2 separate regions of the Mus musculus genome follow, and region 2 is linked to region 1. Evidence: chromatin loops called from intact Hi-C (ENCODE). Cell type or tissue: left cerebral cortex. All regions are shown on one strand. Links, peaks and the distances in the headings refer to the core of each region. The heading gives the core; the rest is flanking DNA. Region 1 holds the start of Kcng3 (potassium voltage-gated channel, subfamily G, member 3). Region 2 holds the start of Mta3 (metastasis associated 3).

What was found. Hi-C counts contacts between places; a loop is a spot of excess contacts. Peaks named below come from ENCODE experiments on the same cell type or tissue, not always from the same donor. Only the 100,000 strongest peaks of a DNase experiment are listed, where the experiment ranks them.
Region 2: it touches region 1 in a loop (7-fold over the local background); 4 of 42 quality-filtered maps call a loop at or near these places.

The regions. Positions count from the first base shown.
Region 1 is chr17:83,629,247-83,637,572 of GRCm38, forward strand. Kcng3 (potassium voltage-gated channel, subfamily G, member 3) reads right to left here and starts at 2,649. Exons shown (of 2, transcript NM_153512.1): 1 at 1,717-2,649. The coding sequence starts at 2,372. In left cerebral cortex, for the core only: a CTCF peak has its summit at 3,788 (motif pointing right); DNase peaks (open chromatin) are centred at 30, 865, 1,262, 2,114 and 6 more places; H3K4me3 peaks cover 4,582 bases; H3K27ac peaks cover 1,484 bases.
Region 2 is chr17:83,701,031-83,709,356 of GRCm38, forward strand. It overlaps Mta3 (metastasis associated 3), which reads left to right and starts at 5,154. Exons shown (of 17, transcript NM_001379391.1): 1 at 5,154-5,255; 2 at 7,369-7,436. The coding sequence starts at 5,228. In left cerebral cortex, for the core only: no CTCF peak of the experiment used is centred there; DNase peaks (open chromatin) are centred at 4,746, 5,175, 5,686 and 5,766; H3K4me3 peaks cover 2,508 bases; H3K27ac peaks cover 2,203 bases.

The DNA of each region.
Region 1 (8,326 bases), core at 27-8,026:
ATATACATACTTAGGATACATATACACAAACGGAGCCTTACTCTATCTTCTTCACTTCCTCTGCAGCCTCTGTTTTATCTGTCTCCTCCCTTCTGGGCTTCTTCAGTTTCTCTTTCTATCTAAATTAGCGTTCACCCTAATGCTCTACTCTAACCCTCTTTCTCCCCAATCCCCCTCCCTCCTTCAGAAAGGCTGTCACTCTCTTGGCTCCCCTTAATCAACTCCCTCACAGTCTAAACCTATCAGTCAGGGCTGCTGTAGCCTTGGCTAATGAGCTCCGTCCATCACTAACCTTCAAAGTCTACAGTTACTGACGAGTCCTTTCAAAGCCGGTCACTCGAGGCTCATTTTTCTATGATGCTTTCAAAAAAAAAATATTATCAAGGCCACTTTATTTATAAAGGAAAGTTAATTCATCGTATCAAGGAAGTACCAAGGAATCGATCCCTCTCTGTGAAGTGGAGACCCGACCCAACACACAAAACAGGACGTTCCTAAGTTTCTTCTTTTCAAAGCACAGGTCTTGGATTTCATGCCAAGATGGGATGCTGGCAATGGGCTCTGTGCTTCCAGTCCACGGTAGTTACTGTTAGGATTCATACAGAGAGGAAGGGATGCACTGCTGCTGGGTCTGCACTTACCACAGTCCCTAGCACACACAGGCCCATCGGGAAAGGATTACAGGACACGGTCTTGACTTGAAAGTGAAGGGGGAAAAAAATTAGGGCAGAAAATGAATGGGTGAAGGCTCCTAGAAGAGTTATCAAACAAAGGGTGAAAGAGAATATACAGTTTGGGTTTTATGCCCAAAATGGCTGTCTGCTCGGAAAGTCCAACTTTAGTCTGCTTATTCCTCCCACCAAATATGCAAAATAAACTCACTTGTTCTAAAAACAGGAGAGTGCTATCACCATTAAGAGATAAGCATGAGCTCAGGAAAGATTAAAGTGTTTTCTTTTCATCCTAGTAAAGTGGGGGGAGGCGGGAAGACACTTCAATGACCGAATCCTGTTTCTGGGTTTGGGGAAGTTTCGCTTTTTCTTCTCTCCCAAGGTAATAGCTGTTTTTGTTTTCTTCTCCACACTGAAGACCCTCTGAATGAAACTCCAAATCCTTAATGCCACACAGAGGAGAGGAATTTGCTAGGTCCACACTTGCTCGGAAAGGAGAGAGGAAAAAGGGCACAGGCACCCATTATTCAGAGTCTATCACTAAATTAGCCTCCTTTATAATACGGATTCCATCCCAGCACACATTACGCCGGGAGCAGGGTGTGCAGAATGTGTGGGCACTGAAGCAGACCACATTTCACCGAAATGAGACTTCATCTTTTCAAACACCACCAGTACTGGCACATATTTCAAAGAGCTCTTAGCTCAAACTGAATCATCGTGCAAATTATTGCGTGTTAGCAATAAAAGTTTGGAAAATCTAATTAGCAGGTTGCTATTTGGTCAGAACTAAAACACAAAGCCTGGAGGTTTTACTCTAAAAGGTGAGACCCAAGCACAACCACAGGCTGCGCCTGTGAAAAGGGGGCGGGGTTGGGGACCCATAGATTCCTCACACCCCTCGGCTGGAGCGCCAGGGACCTCCTGGGGCAGGAAAAAAGCCTAGCTGAGCTGCCAGGCAGACAGGACGGAGACCGGACGGACGGACGGCACGGATAGACGGGACTGGACGGACTGGACGGGCAAAAAAAGCAGTGCGTCCTACCCGGAGGGTTCCCTCCCAGGGCTGGCGGAGTACCTGCTCCGGTCATCCAGACTGCGGTTGTCAGCAACCGCCGCACGCCAGTCGGGCAGCGTGCTGGCGCACAGCACCACCATGGACACGATCACGAACACCACGGACACGCTGGCCAGGATCTGCGCGGCCAGCGACGACGTGGGCTCCTCGAAGGTCCGCCGCATGCGCTCCAGCCAGCGCCGGGAGGGGGCCGCCTCGGGTCCGGCGGGACGAGGCTGCTCGCGGCCCAGCTCGTCTGCCGCGTGAAAGGTGTGGGTGTCGGACATGCGGTCGTCTAGGCGGCGCTGGCAGCAGTACTCCAGGTGCGCACCCTCCAGGCCCCAGTAGATCATCTCGTTGTAGAAGGAGAGCTCGCACATCCGCGGCGCGAAGCGCAGCTTCCCGTGGCCGCGCACGTACAGCAGGATGAAGCCGAAGGCCTCCGAGTGTCGGTCGAAGAAGTACTCGTTGCGCTCCCGGTCGTAGTCGTCGCACACTTCGAGCACGTCGCGCTCCGAGCGGCAGCCGTGCAGCCGGCTCACGCGGCGCAGCGGGAAGTCCTTGAGCAGCTCCCGGGACAGCGAGTACCGGGCGCCGCCCACGTTCAGCACCACCGAGGCCGCCCCGCCGCGCCCGAAGGTCATGGCTGGCCGCCCCGGGGGCCTGCCCGCCGCGCGCACGGGGAGGCCGCGCCGTCGGGGCCCGAGCTCCCCCGGGGCTCGCGCCCCGCACCGCCCGCGTCCCCCGCGGTGTCAGTGCCGCCGCCCCTCGCTCCCGGGTTCGCCCTCCCGAATCCGGGTGGCTGGCCGCAGCTCCAGGTGGCGCCGGTCTCCCAGAGGGCGAACGTTAGCCGAGGCACCGTGGGCAGGTCTGCCCGGTCCCCGGCGCACGCAGCCCCGCCGCCGTCCAGAGGCGAAAGGCAAAGTGAGCCGGCTCCGGCGGCGAGGAGCGGGCTCCGGGAGGCGGGGGCGGGGCCTCCCTCGCCGTCCTCCTCCTCGCCCGCCGGCTCCGCGCGCTCCGCTCCCTCCGCGCGCACCTCCTTGCCCGCCCGCGCCCGCACCTCCCGGCTCGCTCCGGCTGGGATTCCCCGGCGCCCCGCCCCGGACCTCGGGCTCCCCGCCTCGTGACGCCGTGCGCCCCCGCCCGCAGTGGCCGGGAGGGGTGCGCAGGGCGTGATGCGAGCTGCGGGGAGCCCCGGGGCCATCCGGATGATGGACACACCTCCCCCAGGCTCCTTTAAAGAGTCCCCCGAAGGGAGGAGACAGGAGGGAAGGAGGGGTGCTGAGGTGAGGACCAAGGTGCGAGGTTTGAAGTAGGGAGCAGACGGCGTCTGGATGAGCCTTTGCCAGAGACTGTTGGAAACCCTGGTCGGCTTCTAAGGCCGCCCCAAAGGATTTCTCAAAGCAGGCAACCCAGTCGCGGCTTTGCCTGCAGACTTTGCGCTTCCTCTCCGCGCGTGGGGCACCCCACGTGCCGTGCGCTCCGAAGGCGGCCGCGCACCAAGCTCTCCCCACCCCCTGCTCCCTGAGGGATGCCATGGGCCAACGGACTCGCCCTAGTCCCCCATCTTTCCCAGCCTTGGGGTCCTAAGAAGGCGCCTACACCGCTCTCACGATGCCTCCGGTGGAGTCGGGTAGCAGTCTGGAGAGAATTTTCTTTCACTGGCAAGACCAGAATGTCTTATTGCCTCGATCTTGCATTCTCCTTTTCATGCTATCTCGATGTCCACTCCTTCCCTCCCCGTAGCACCCCCGTGCGACTGCGGCACCGGCCTTCAAATGCAGAGGCAGGGTTAAGGCTTGGTGGAGTGGGGTTCGACTTGGCAGGCATTATTTTAAACAGCAGTTTACACATCCGACACCGGCAACCCAGCCCGTCAAAGGCAAGAAACAGGTGAGTTATATATAAGGGAGACGGCGTTAGATGCAAAACAAACCCTGGAAATAAAAATGAATAGGGAGGGTGGAGGGGTGAGATGGGCTCCTGTGACCATGGAGTACCTGGGGAAGGGTTTTGCTTTCCCCCTCCACTTTCCTAATTTTGTAGGACTGCCCCGTGCCCGCTAGAGGTCACCATAAGGAGTCATTTGCTCTGCTTCTCGGATAGATGTTAGTGAAAACAGCCGCCTGCAAATTTGAGTTCTCTTTCTGACAAAGTCACCCTGGGTGGTTCTTAGAGAATGAAAATCTCCATAAGCTGTTTATCCCTAGACTTGGATCATTTTTTTTTAAGCACTTAATGTGATTAAAAGCTCAAAAACAAGAGTTATTTATCTGCTAAGTAGCTACTAAGCAAGGAAAACATCCTGAAGGAAGTGAATTCAATACGGAATGGAAGGAGGTGCTGGCAGAAGGAGCCAGGGACTCCGGGGGAGCAAATGCCAGATGTGAAAGATTAGCGACTGTAAAGAAAGCTAATGCATTTGTCTGGCTGGAACAACGGGAGTTCTAAGACCTGTGTCCATGCCGGGCTATCTGCAATGGGATCCCTGAAGCTTTAATAACAGAAGTGGCTAGATGAAAGCCTTAGTTTAGGAAGACGCTCTGCCCCGTGGGTTATTCTAAGGAAAAGGCTCTTTCAGCAAGCCAGGAATAGAAGCCCTAACCTCGTGTCAGTAAAAATGAAAGCCAGTTATGAGAAACCCAGCCCAGTATCTAGCAGGTCTTAGTAATGGATAGGACACAGTGACCAGAGGAATAAATAAATAAATAAATAAATAAATAAATAAAAGCAGGTGAGAACCAGCTACCAGCCTGGCTTCACACCAGCAAGAGCCAATTCACCAGCAAGTTGTTAAAAATATTCTAAAAGCAACAAGCAACAGAACAGCCATTGTGTTGGTGATTTGAACATTACTATATTTATTTCCTGTGTTCTCTATGCAAAAAAAAAAAAAAAAACCCTTTGCAGTCTGCTGTTGGAAGCATTTAGAGAAATATCTCTTTTTAAATTAAATTTGAACTTAGAAAACAGATTATTTGGTGACAATGCAGCGTAGGCTTCATAAGTTATATTTTCATATTTATCGGCTAGATAGGTTTAAATCATTTTCTTTGTTTCTAACGTAACACTCTTAGTTGATTGTGATATCATCAACCCAACAGCAACACCCGAATCATTTTCTTAAAGTATACAGAGACATGCAGAAATGATAGCTTTGTCTCGGTATAACCTGGCTTAGAGAACATTCTTACAAACAATCCTATGCCACTGTGTTCTGAGAGGACGCCTACAGGGGAATTATTACACCCGGGTTCTCTTCTGGGTTCAGGACAGTATCTGGAGGTGTCTTATCTAAATCCTTAGTACGAATTAACATTTAAAAAGCATCAGGAAGGATTTGAGCTTGAGAGAAGGTAGGTTTGTTTGTTTGTTTGTTTGTTTGCTTTTTGTTTTTCATTCTCTATGTGTCAACCCATTTCAGAGAGGTGGAACAAAGGCTTGTGGCAGATGTGGCTGGAACTTGCTAGAGACACTCTAACCACAGCAGCACGGCAGAAAGAAGGCTCAAGCCAGTCCTGGCTCTAGCCACTCCCATCTCTAGCATCTAGATTATCATCGCAACCTTCTCCCCATCATTCTTTCATGCCCTTGTGATCCGGAACAATTCCCCAAAGCATTCTCTCCTTTTCACCAAGGCATCCTTCAAACTCTAAATGGAAACCTGGGGCCAACCTGGGCTACATAAAACTATTCTCCAAAATCCTGGCTGGGGAATATAGCTTAGTTGATAAAGTGTTGGCATGCACGAAAGCCCAAATCAAATAAACTGGGCTTAGTGGTCCATTCTTGTAATCCCAGCATACAGGAGTTCAGATTGTCCAAGATGGCTTCTGGGCTCATCCTTCAGGGAAAGCAGGCTGCAAAATGCCAAGTGATATCTAACAAATCCCTTAACCTCAAATCTCAATCTTTCGTGCATAAGATGGCGATGAGGATACTTCTCTTAAGAGGGTGCTGTGGGTGTTAAGTGAGACAGATGGCGTCGGGGCAATAGACAGCGCATCCCATCTCATGTATGTTTCCGTCAGTGCAAATATGCCTTGTCATTGTAAATACAATTCACAGAAATAGTGCACCACCAGCCCAGAACTGAGTAATGCGAAACATCAAACATTAATGGAAAAGTTCTGTTCTTTATACTGCTAGCTCTGGGTTCAGTGTGAATTCCTGCACCCCTGGTGATGAGCAGAAAGGCTGTGCCCTGCCCTAAATTACTCAGGATTGTGCAAAACAGAGGTTTTTCAGGCTACACCGTGCCCTGAGACTCCATTTTACAAGCAGCTGTTGACTCCCTTTTGAGTGCAGATGTAGAAGCAGGTGGATTTTGCATCTTGGTGGACAGAGAATCAGTGCCATCTGTCCAGGCTACTACTGCCAGGAGGCACCTACTGATGAATGGCTTATTCCTACATGCAGAACCATTCTGCCCTCCAAACTTATCAGTTTAACTGGAACTGCAGAAAACAGATGACCATAGATCGGGGACTACGAAGGTAGCCCATTGGTTAAAGCAGTTGTTATGTAGATGTGAGGAGCCAAGTTTGGATCCCTAGAGCACACATGAAACCAAACACATTTGTGCATAATCCCAGTGTGCCTATGGTGAGGTGAGAGGCGAAACAGGAAAATCTCTGGGAGCTCACCACAGGCCAGCCAGCCTGGCGGCGTACTGGCTGATTGTGTGTGTTGACTTGACACAAGCTAGGGTCATCAGAGAGAAAGGAGCCTCCGTTGAGGAAATGTCTCTATGAGGTCCAACTATAAGGCATTTTCTCAATTAGTGATCAGTGGGTGGTGCCATCCATCCCTGAGCTGGTGCTCCCACATTCTATAAGAAAGCAGGCTGAGCAAGCCATGGGAAGCAAGCCAGTAAGCCTCCATGGCCTCTGCATCAGCTCCTGCCTCCAGGTTCCAGCCCTGCTTGAGTTCCTGTCCTGACTTCTCCAGTGATGGACTATGATCTAGAACTGTAAGCTGAATAAACCCTTTCTTCCCCAGCTTGCTTTTTAGTCACGGTGTTTCATCTCAGCAATAGTAACCCTAACTAGAACACCAGGGGTATATAGCAGCGAAGGTGAGAATGTCTCGAACAAGGTGGAGGTGAGAACCCAGACTGGAGATTCTCTGACCTTGATGAATTTACTATGGCAGGCATGCACCTGGACTCAGACACATGAATATATGTATTTATATATACATACACATCTTACATACACATGTATAGAAATAAAAGCATGAAAACAGGCCTGGCACCACAGGCTAAGGAAAGAATGCAGCACCCTCCCCTGGACCCATGAAGAGAGCATCTAACAAGCCTTTAATCCTAGCACCCTGAAGGCAGAGGCAGGCAGATATCTGTGAATTCAAGACCAGCCTGGTCTGCATAATGGCAACCAGGGCTAAATAGAGAACCCCTGTCTCAAAAGACAAGAATTAAGCAAACAAACACAAAAGTATATTTAACGCTTCATATATGAGCCACTCACCTGTCATCCGACCAGCTGGTGTGTGACTCTCTCAGCTCTCCATAGTTGGCCCAGATGGCTAGGATCCCCTCATTGACCTGACTGAATCTGACCTTTCCTTCGAGTCTGTGGTCTCCATAGTGCCACATTGCACTTCTGCAATTTGACTCGAACCTGAGGCTCAACTCAACTTTGACCCAGCAGCCGTTCTGACTCAGCCTGACTCAGCACCTCTGACATAATCTCTAACAGGTGAGTTCTCTGCTCATTCCCCACCCCCACCCCCGCACCCACCCCTCCTCAGAGTTTCCTTTCTCATCTCCCGGATCCCCAGCTCTCTCTCCATCTCTCCTGGCCTCGTTGTAATTCCTGCTACTCTGTCATAGCCACTTTAATCCTTGGTGGCCATTCTGTAACCTACGCATATACATTCTGAGAGAAGTATTTACTGTGTGATATGTGTGTGGTATGTGGTAGGAGAGTTGGAATCTGTAATTAAAATTAGAATAAAAGAACTCGTGTTTGTTTCAGTTGACAGTGAAGGAACTTGGGACTGCCTGGCACAATTGCTACCAGTAAAATTAACGTACCTTGTGACTTTATTGTTTTTCAATGAATTTTGACATTGTGGAAGGAAGAATGTGTCCATTTGTATTTCTGGCATACTGTGCTCATGACAACAGGGCACTATGTAACTGGCTATATTCAAGCACTCTGAAAATCCTGCCTGCCCAAAGCTGTGGACACCGCTTTCTATACAGCTTGCATAGCAATTCTGTTTGCTTTTAAAAGCCTCTGCTCTGTCATTAATTTATAATCCTAGGTATTGCACTATAAAACAGACAACAAAATAAGTTAAAAAAAAAAACAGCTCTGTAAATGAAAATATAGCCTTCGGACTTCCCTGATTTTATGTAATGAGAGACCATAATGGCTTGCCCAGTATATACAATTGCCCCTGCATAAATCAATGCTGTAAGTGTTGGGAACAGTGGGTTCTGCCAGACTCCACACAGTCCTCTCCTCTAAAGAGTTCTAGGCTGGAGAGATGCTCAGTGGTTAAGAGCACTGGCTGCTCTTTCAGGGGACCTGGGTTTGGTTCCCAGCATTTCCATGGCAGCTGACAGCTG
Region 2 (8,326 bases), core at 121-8,120, 72 kb after region 1:
TCTCTTTTACTCTGTCTCTTATCTATCTATCAATCCATCCATCCATCCATCCATCCATCCATCCATCTATCTATCTGTTGGCTTTTTTGAAACAGAATTTCTCTGCGTAGCCCTGGCTGTCCTGGAACTTGATCTGTAGACCAGGCTGACCTTAAACCCATAGAGAGCTGGCTGCCTCTGCTTCCTAAGTGCTGAGATTGCAGGGCGTGGTGGCGCATGCCTTTAATCCCAGCACTCGGGAGGCAGAAGCAGGCAGATTTCTGAGTTCGAGGCCAGCCTGGTCTACAAAGTGAGTTCCAGGACAGCCAGGGCTATACAGAGAAACCCTGTCTTGAAAATCCAAAAAAAAAAAAAAAAAAAAAAAAAAAAAAAAAAAAAAAGAAGAAAGAAAAAACCAAACCAAACCAAACAAAACCCAAAAATACTAAGTGCTGAGATTAAAGATGTGTGCCACCATGCCTGTCTCTTTTCTTATTTTTATATTTATTTGTGTGTGTGTCCACATGTGTATATGTGTGTGAGCATGTTTATGTGTGTGTGTATGTGTTTGGGCGTGTGTGCATATGTGTGTATGTCTGTGTGCATGCGTATGTGTCTATGTGTGAGTGCATGTGTGTCTATGTGTGTTTGTGTGTATATTGTGTGTAGGGGGTATGTGTGTATGCACCTATGTGTGCGTGCATATGTATGTGTGGCATGCATGGGTGTGTGGCACGCATGTGGAAGGTTGAAGAACAGTTTTATAGAAGCTGCTTTTCCTCCATCATGTATGCCCGGGGACTGAACTCAGGTCTTCAGGCTTGGTGGCAAGTGGCTTTACCCACTGAGCCTTCTAGGCAGTGATGTGGTGATGCTGTCTCTTTCTTTCTTCTTTGTCTTTCTTTCAGATAAGGTCTCATGTAGCTCCGGCTGGTCCTCCTGCCTCTATCTCCAGAAAGCTAAGATGGCAGGCATAGGCTGCCACACCTGGCTCATTTGCAGCATTCTTGCAAATGGAAGAGTGGGTTTATAGAGACCAACAGAGGGAACACTCTGGGCCTCAAGCAATGCCTTCCATGTGTTTCTTTAATTACAACAGCCATACTAGGAAGCTTTGTCCATGGGGAGACCCCATTTACTCTGGTGTTACTGACATGCTGTAGGGGACATCTCTTCCATAGGGATACTGGAGATGGCCAGAGAGAAATGTGACGTAACAAATATGAAGTCCTTAACATGGGACACCACACCTGGCTTATTCAGTGTTGGGGATGAAGATGCATGTGGGGTGTGTATTCTACCAACAGAGCTACAACTTCAGCCCCCATCTATTTATTTATTTTACTTTAAGACTTTTTTTATTTATGTGTGTGTTTGTGTGCTTGTGTGTAGGTGTGTGTGAAGGCCAGAAGAAGGTGTTGAATGCTCTGGAGCTGGAGTTAGAGACGACTGCAGGTCCTCTGATATGGGTGTGTCTTAGTCAGGGTTTCTTTTGTTTTTTGTTTGTTTGTTTGTTTGTTTTTGTTTTGTTTTTTTTTTTTGGTTTTTCGAGACAGGGTTTCTGTGTGTAGCCCTGGCTGTCCTGGAACTCACTCTGTAGACCAGGGTGGCCTCAAACTCAGAAATCTGCCTGCCTCTGCCTCCCGAGTGCTGGGATTAAAGGCATGCGCCACCACGCCCGGCTAGTCAGGATTTCTATTCCTGCACAAACATCATGACCAAGAAGCAGTTGGGGAGGAAAGGGTTTATTCAGCTTACATTTCCACACTGCCGTTCATCACCAAGGAAGTCAGGACTGGAACTCAAGCAGGTCAGAAAGCAGGAGCTGATGCAGAGGCCATGGAGGGATGTTCTTTACTGGCTTGCTTCCCCTGGCTTGCTCAGCCTGCTTTCTTATAGAACCAAGACTACCAGCCCAGAGATGGCCCCACCCACAAGGGGCCTTTCTCCCTTGATCACTAATTGAGAAAATGCCTTACAGTTGGATCTCATGGAGGCATTTCCTCAACTGAAGCTCCTTTCTTTGTGATAACTCCAGCTGTGTCAAGTTGATACAAAACTAGCCAGTACAGGGTTCTTCTGGGATCCTAACTCCATGCACTCCTGAAACAGCAATGCATGCTCTGGTTGCTGAGCCTCCCTCCCTTCCCCACTCTTTAAGATACTGAGCATTTCCAATATAGAGGACCCTGTTTTGGAGCTGGAGGTAGAAGGAGCTTAAGACAGAGAAGATAGGGGAGACAGGGGAGTCTGAATTGGCCACCACCATTACTTCCTGTTCTGACCCAGGTCTAAGTCTTTAATGGGGGCTCCAGGCTATGACTGGAGAAAAGCTGAGTGTGGACAGGTGTGGGAAATGTTCTTAGCACTTTTCACATACCTGTTGTGGTAAGTATAGAGACCTCAAAAAACCTGAGGAAATGGGAAGAGCAGATAAGGAAGTAATAAGAATACAGAAATACTTTGAGGAAGGATTTTTTTTTTTTACTTATTATTTTGCTTTTGAGATGGACTCTCATGTAGTCTAGGATGGCGTCATGAAATTGTGTAGCTGAGGAAAACTTGAGTTTCTCCTTCCTGCCGTCTTCCTACCTTCACTTTCAACCCAAGGATTGGGTTTAGAAGCATAGGCTATCATTCTTGACTTATTTTCTGGTGGGCCTCTAACCCAGAGCTTCAGGTATGGTAGGATCTAGTCACATCTTAGTCAGCTATAACCCAGCCATGGAGCTCAGGCTAACCTCAAATTCCCCGTGCAGTTTAGGATAATCTTGAACTCCTGCTATTCCTGCCTCTACCCCCCAACTGGACTTTAAGAAAAACTTAGTGTGTATGTGTGCATGTATGTAGGCTATAATGGGCATGTGTGTATGTGTGTATGTGTGCATGTGTGAAGTCTATGATGGGCATGTGTGTATGTGTGCATGTATGAAGTTTATGATGGGCATGTTTATCTGTGCATGTATGAAGTCCATGATGTACATGTGGGGCTCTGTGGACAACTTTTGGGAATTAATTTTCTCTTTCCAATGTATTTGTTCCAGGGGTCGAACTTGTCAGCAAGCATGTTTACCTGCTGAGCCATCTCCTATGCACCTCCAGCCCTACTCTTGTTCATATTTATTACTTAAAAATAATGAGAAAGCCTTCTAAAACTTATGATCCATTTCTTTGAATTTTCAGGCGGCATTCTTAGTAGAAGACAGACTTTGCGGTTCATGCTGTTTGGGCCAGAGGGATTAGTTCTGATGCCGGAATACTATTCCAGGTGAACTATCAGCTGATGTGTGTCAGTTTAGAAATGGAGAGTGGTTTCAGATAAGTCACATTATATTTTCGGTAGGATCCCCAGTAAAAGAGTTATGATAAATGATAAATAACAGCTATACTGTCAGCATACCAGAGCTCTTTTGTTTTCTTCCCTGGGCCAGAAGGGCTGAGGACTCACAGTTTGCAAGCTACCAGCGAATCTGAGGCTTTCCAGAGTACAAAAGAATCGACAGACACCTGCTATTCTCAATATTGGATGCTAGAGGAGCTTCAACCAAAATGCAGTCTTCTTTTCCCGGGACAACTCCTACTTTGGCACAGCCCTTTAAATCAGCATCACCAGGCACTCCAACCCACAATACTAGGCCAATGTTTATTGTGCAACAAGGCCTGGGTGTAGTTTGGAATGCCTTGGCTTTCCTAAAAGAAGTTATGTGTTCATTGGGGAGAGTCAGTCAGGAAGATCTCGCTCTGTATCCCAAGCTGGCCACAAACTGGAGCGCCTCCAGCCTTTGCCTATGGAATACTAGGGTTACAGGTGTTTAGTACTATGAGGACCATCTATATTCAAAACCTCATAGAGGGTGTGAGGAACGTGAAAAGGGATCTATAGCTACTCAGCATGGGAAAACTAGCCACTTAAGAGCTTTCTGATGGGACAAGTGATCCTACACCTGTAATATAACCCAGCACTCAGGAGGCTGAGGCAGGAGGCTACAAGAGCCAGCCTGAACTGAGACCCGTATTAAAACAAGTAATGTTGGTGAGGTAGCTCAGTATAGCCAGGCCTGACTATCTGAGTTCAATCTCTACTCCTATGATAGACCTATACATATATATCTCATAGCATTCATGCCCTCACATGATAGATAGATAAATAGATGCATGGATGGATAGATAAGTAAATAAGTGTATTAAGAATTTAAAAACAAACCAACAAACATGAAAAGTTAGTTCTATAGTTAAATGACTAGCCTGTGCAAAGACCTGGCTTCAATCCCCATTAATGCAAAAAAAAAAAAAAACCAAAAAACCAAAAACGGGGATTGGGGCGAGGACGTGCTTTTTGACATAAAACTAGTTAGCTGACCAGCAACCCCAAGCTGTTAGACACGACCTCCTCCTTTTGATGGGGGGAAAACTGCGGATTGTGGAAACCCTGTTCTTCTACCGGCAAAGGAAGCCCTCTTGTGCTGAAGGCCTCCCCTGGTCAAAGCACACGCTGTACACAAAGCCTGTTTAGAGGCAGGGCTAGAGGATGTGTGTGTGTGTGTGTGTGTGTGGGGGGGGGGGTCGGTTTTGTTCAGCCCAGTTTTGGCACAGCCACGACTGACCTGCCAGTGTGGTCGGGGTGAGAAAGTCAGCTTCCAGTTCTTTTCATAGCTGGGTCTCAGACTTGAGCAAGCTGCAAGTACGTAGGGTCTTCTTGGCCCCAGGGCCTGTAGGCTCTAAAGCCACCAAACGTCCTCTCACCACGAGGGAGGGACGCAAACAAGCATCTGTCGCTTGCATTGGCTGCATCGGAGAGTTGTACCCAGAAGGGCGTTCGTGTGCTTGAGGTCACACATAGAGGGGTGTCCCTGGGGAACAGAAGCAGGAAAGGAGAACCTGTCCCAAGGTGGACAGGTGACGCGGGCGAGAGAGACGCTCGGAGTGGCTGAACCTCTGTCCCCACCCTGGTTCTTCCACAGCCCCTGACCCTGGTGTGCTACCCCGAGGCTAGTGCGGGTGGCCCCTGGGGTCTTCGGCCCCCCGCAGCCCGCCGCCCCGTTCCCGCCGTGCTCCGGCCTCCCGGGCCCGCTCGGCGTCGCTCTGCCGGCGCTGGGGGCGGGCACAGCCCCCTCCCTCGGTGTCCCCTCCCCGTCCCTCCCCCTCCCCCGTGGCGAGGCGGCGGCGGCGGCGGCAGCGGCGGCGGTCGAGGCTGAGGCGGCGGCGGCGGGCGGGGCTCGGCTCGGGCTCCGCGGGCGGGCGGGCGGACATGGCGGCCAACATGTACCGGGTCGGAGGTAGGAAGGCTCGGCCCTTCCCGGCCCGTCGGGGAGCGGGCGGTGGGAGCGGGGGTCCGGGCAGCGCACGCTTACTGCCAGCAGCCCGGGAGCCCGGGGCTGAGGGCGCCGCGGGCGGGGCGCAGGGGGATCCCCACCCCCACTCCCCTCCCCCACCGCTCCTGCCCGGCGTCTCGGGGCCAGGCCTCTTCTGGGGACACGCATCGGACACCCCCTTTACGAACGCCCCAAAGGGACAGAGCCCCTGCAAGCCCCCTAGCTGAGTGGTCTTTCCCTCGCGTGGCTTTTGGGCACGAGGGAGGGGGGCTTGAGCACCCCTCACCCCAAACCCCGGCTTCTGCCTCGGTGTTAGCGTGGGCTGGGGACGATGGTGGCCCAGGTGGGGGGCAGAGCTCGACAGGCCTGTTTGCAGAGCCCGGGCCCTGCACCGTCGCTGCTTCACCCCCCATTCCCTTCGGTTTCCCGTTCAGTCCCCCTGAGAGTGGGGCTGTGTGTGGGGCCAGGGAGCCGCAGCCCCAGGTAGGGAGTAGAGCTCAGCCTGGACGTTGGCTCTGCTGTCTGTCTTTCCAGCCTTCTGCAGAAGAGAGAGAAATAAGGTCAAACAAACTTTCCCTGCTCACGACGCCCTCCCTCCCTCCTTCCTGGTAAAATAATAATTCAGATAAGTGGCGTGTTTGTGAGTGAGACTTGCTCTTCCGTCTTTGCTCATTAGCCGAGCTCCTGATGGATGATGGTGGGGGAATGGCCTGGCTAAATGAGGCCACTTAGCAGCAGAGGGCTGGGAGAGAGCCGCCTAGGTAGACCGTGACTGTGCAGTCTAGTCTCTCAGGTAAACACATAGTGGGAAGTTTCCAGCCACTCTGTAGAGGAAAAATCCTGTACCTTTGGTTGAAAACTTGCCATGGTTTCTTTATAAGAAGGGTCTAAATGGAGTTGAATCAAATATAAAAAAAGGGGGGAAAAAAAACAACCCAACACCCAGCCCCTATTCCTCACCATCCCAGGTAGAGCAAGGAAAAGTTTGATACCTGCTTGCCCTTACACATTCTGCCTGCCGATTTTTTTTTTTAAGTTGATGTTTGAAATGAATTTGGGCTGTTAAGCCTTTCTTTTTCTCCTGATTTGTCTCAGGTCAACACTTTTATGTAAGAATCGTTGTTGAGGGCTGGTTGGATTGGAGGGATGAGGCGCTAGTGGGAGGCTGCGTTGATGAGCTCTGATACATAGTGATGAAGGGGTTTGCCTATCATGTTGTGGTGGGGTTGTTTGGTTGTTTGAGGCAAGGTGTCTACTTAGGCCTAGATGCCCTAGGATTCAGTCCTAGACCAGGCTGGCCTCACAGAGATCTGCTTGCCTCTGCTCCATAGGTGCTGGGATTTAAGACCTGTGCTTTTTGTTGTTGTTTGAGGCAAAGTCTTGCTATGTAGCACGAGGCTGGCCTCTGCTTTGTGATTCTCCTGCCTTTGTGTCCCACTCCCCCCAATTACAGCAAGCCATGCTTTTTTTTGTTTTTTTTTTTAAATTAAATAATTAATTCAAGGGTGACCACTGTGGCACATGCCAGTAAATTCAGCCTGTAAGTGTTGGGCCAGGAGGCTTAGGAGTTGAAGGCCAGTCTCAATTACTTCACCAGTTCTTGCCAGCCCGGACTGCTATTTTCAAAAAGAAAATGAAATGTAAGCAGGATGTGGTACGTGGTACATACCACTAATCTCCACTTGAGTGTGTGAGGCTGGGGGATGTTGAGTTAGTTCTAGATGAGCTTGGGCTACTTCGTCAGGGGTGGGAATTCTAGGACGGTGATAAACTTGGAACCGCTTACAGAGGCTGCCTTACAGTGGCTTGCCTACTTCCTAACGCATAGGGAATTGTAGCCCAAGAGATGGTGGCTCACCTTTAATCCCAGCTCTCCAGTCCTGGGCAGAGGCAGGCAGGTCTCTGCTGTGAGTTTGAGGCCAGTCTGGTGAACAAGGCAAGCTCTCTGAGACATGCCGAGCTATCTCATGTGACCCTGTCTAAAACAAAACGGAAAATAAACAAAAACAAGAAAAGGGCTCTGAGCTGTCAAATGTGAGCTCTTGGTTGAAAAGACCTGTGCGTTTTTTGTTTGCAGACTACGTTTATTTTGAGAATTCCTCCAGCAACCCGTACCTCATCAGACGGATAGAGGAGCTCAACAAGGTGAGTGAGCAGTGTGGCATCACCTGGCCAACACCGAAGCGCTTCCCCTTTAAGGGTTACTGGGTAAAGGGCCCGAGAGGTGATTTTTACTTTCAGTTCCAGGCTAATTACAGAGTTCTGCAGGCATCTGAATATTTGTTGGCTTCTTATAAAGATTTTTGACCCATGTTACGTTTGTTTCTTCAGATTGCTTTGAACCTTGAAGATCAGGCCAGTTGTGTGTAACTTGACTTCTGTTCATATTTAAGACTGTAGGCATGTTTCATATTTAAACATTAGGCATGTTTGTTTGAGCTAGGCTTACAATGACTTCCAAAAAAATCTCAATCCTCCTGCCTCAGTTTCCCAAGCGCTGTTTCACATCTGCTAGTGAATGAGTATATTCCTCCTCGAGCTTTAGAAGGAAGAATCTAATTTGGGCGTGGTGGTTCATGCCTAGAGTCAGGGGCATGGCAGCCCAGTGTCAGCCAGTCTCAGCCTCCACCCCTCCCCACAACACACAAAATTGTAAAATGAGTCGGCGGCGTGACAGGCACCTGATACCTAGTTTGAGTTTGTCCTGCGTTGTATCACTGAGACTGTCTTAAAAAAACAAAATGAGAGGCTGAGGAGATGACTTGCAAGCATGAGGACTTGAGTTCAATTCCCAGAATCTGAAAGAAAAACCGGTTTAGTGGCTCAGGCTGATAATCCTGCCCTGGGGCTTCCGCACCAGCCAACCAGGCTCTCCTACTTGGAGAGTTCCAAGCTAGCAAGAGAGACAGAACTCAAAAATGAAAGGAAAAGAAAATGAGCTGGCCAGAGCACACACCTTTCTTTAATTCTGGCACTAGGTAGGCAAAGGCAGAGACAGGTGGGTTTCTGAGTTCAAGGCCAGCCTGGTCTACAAG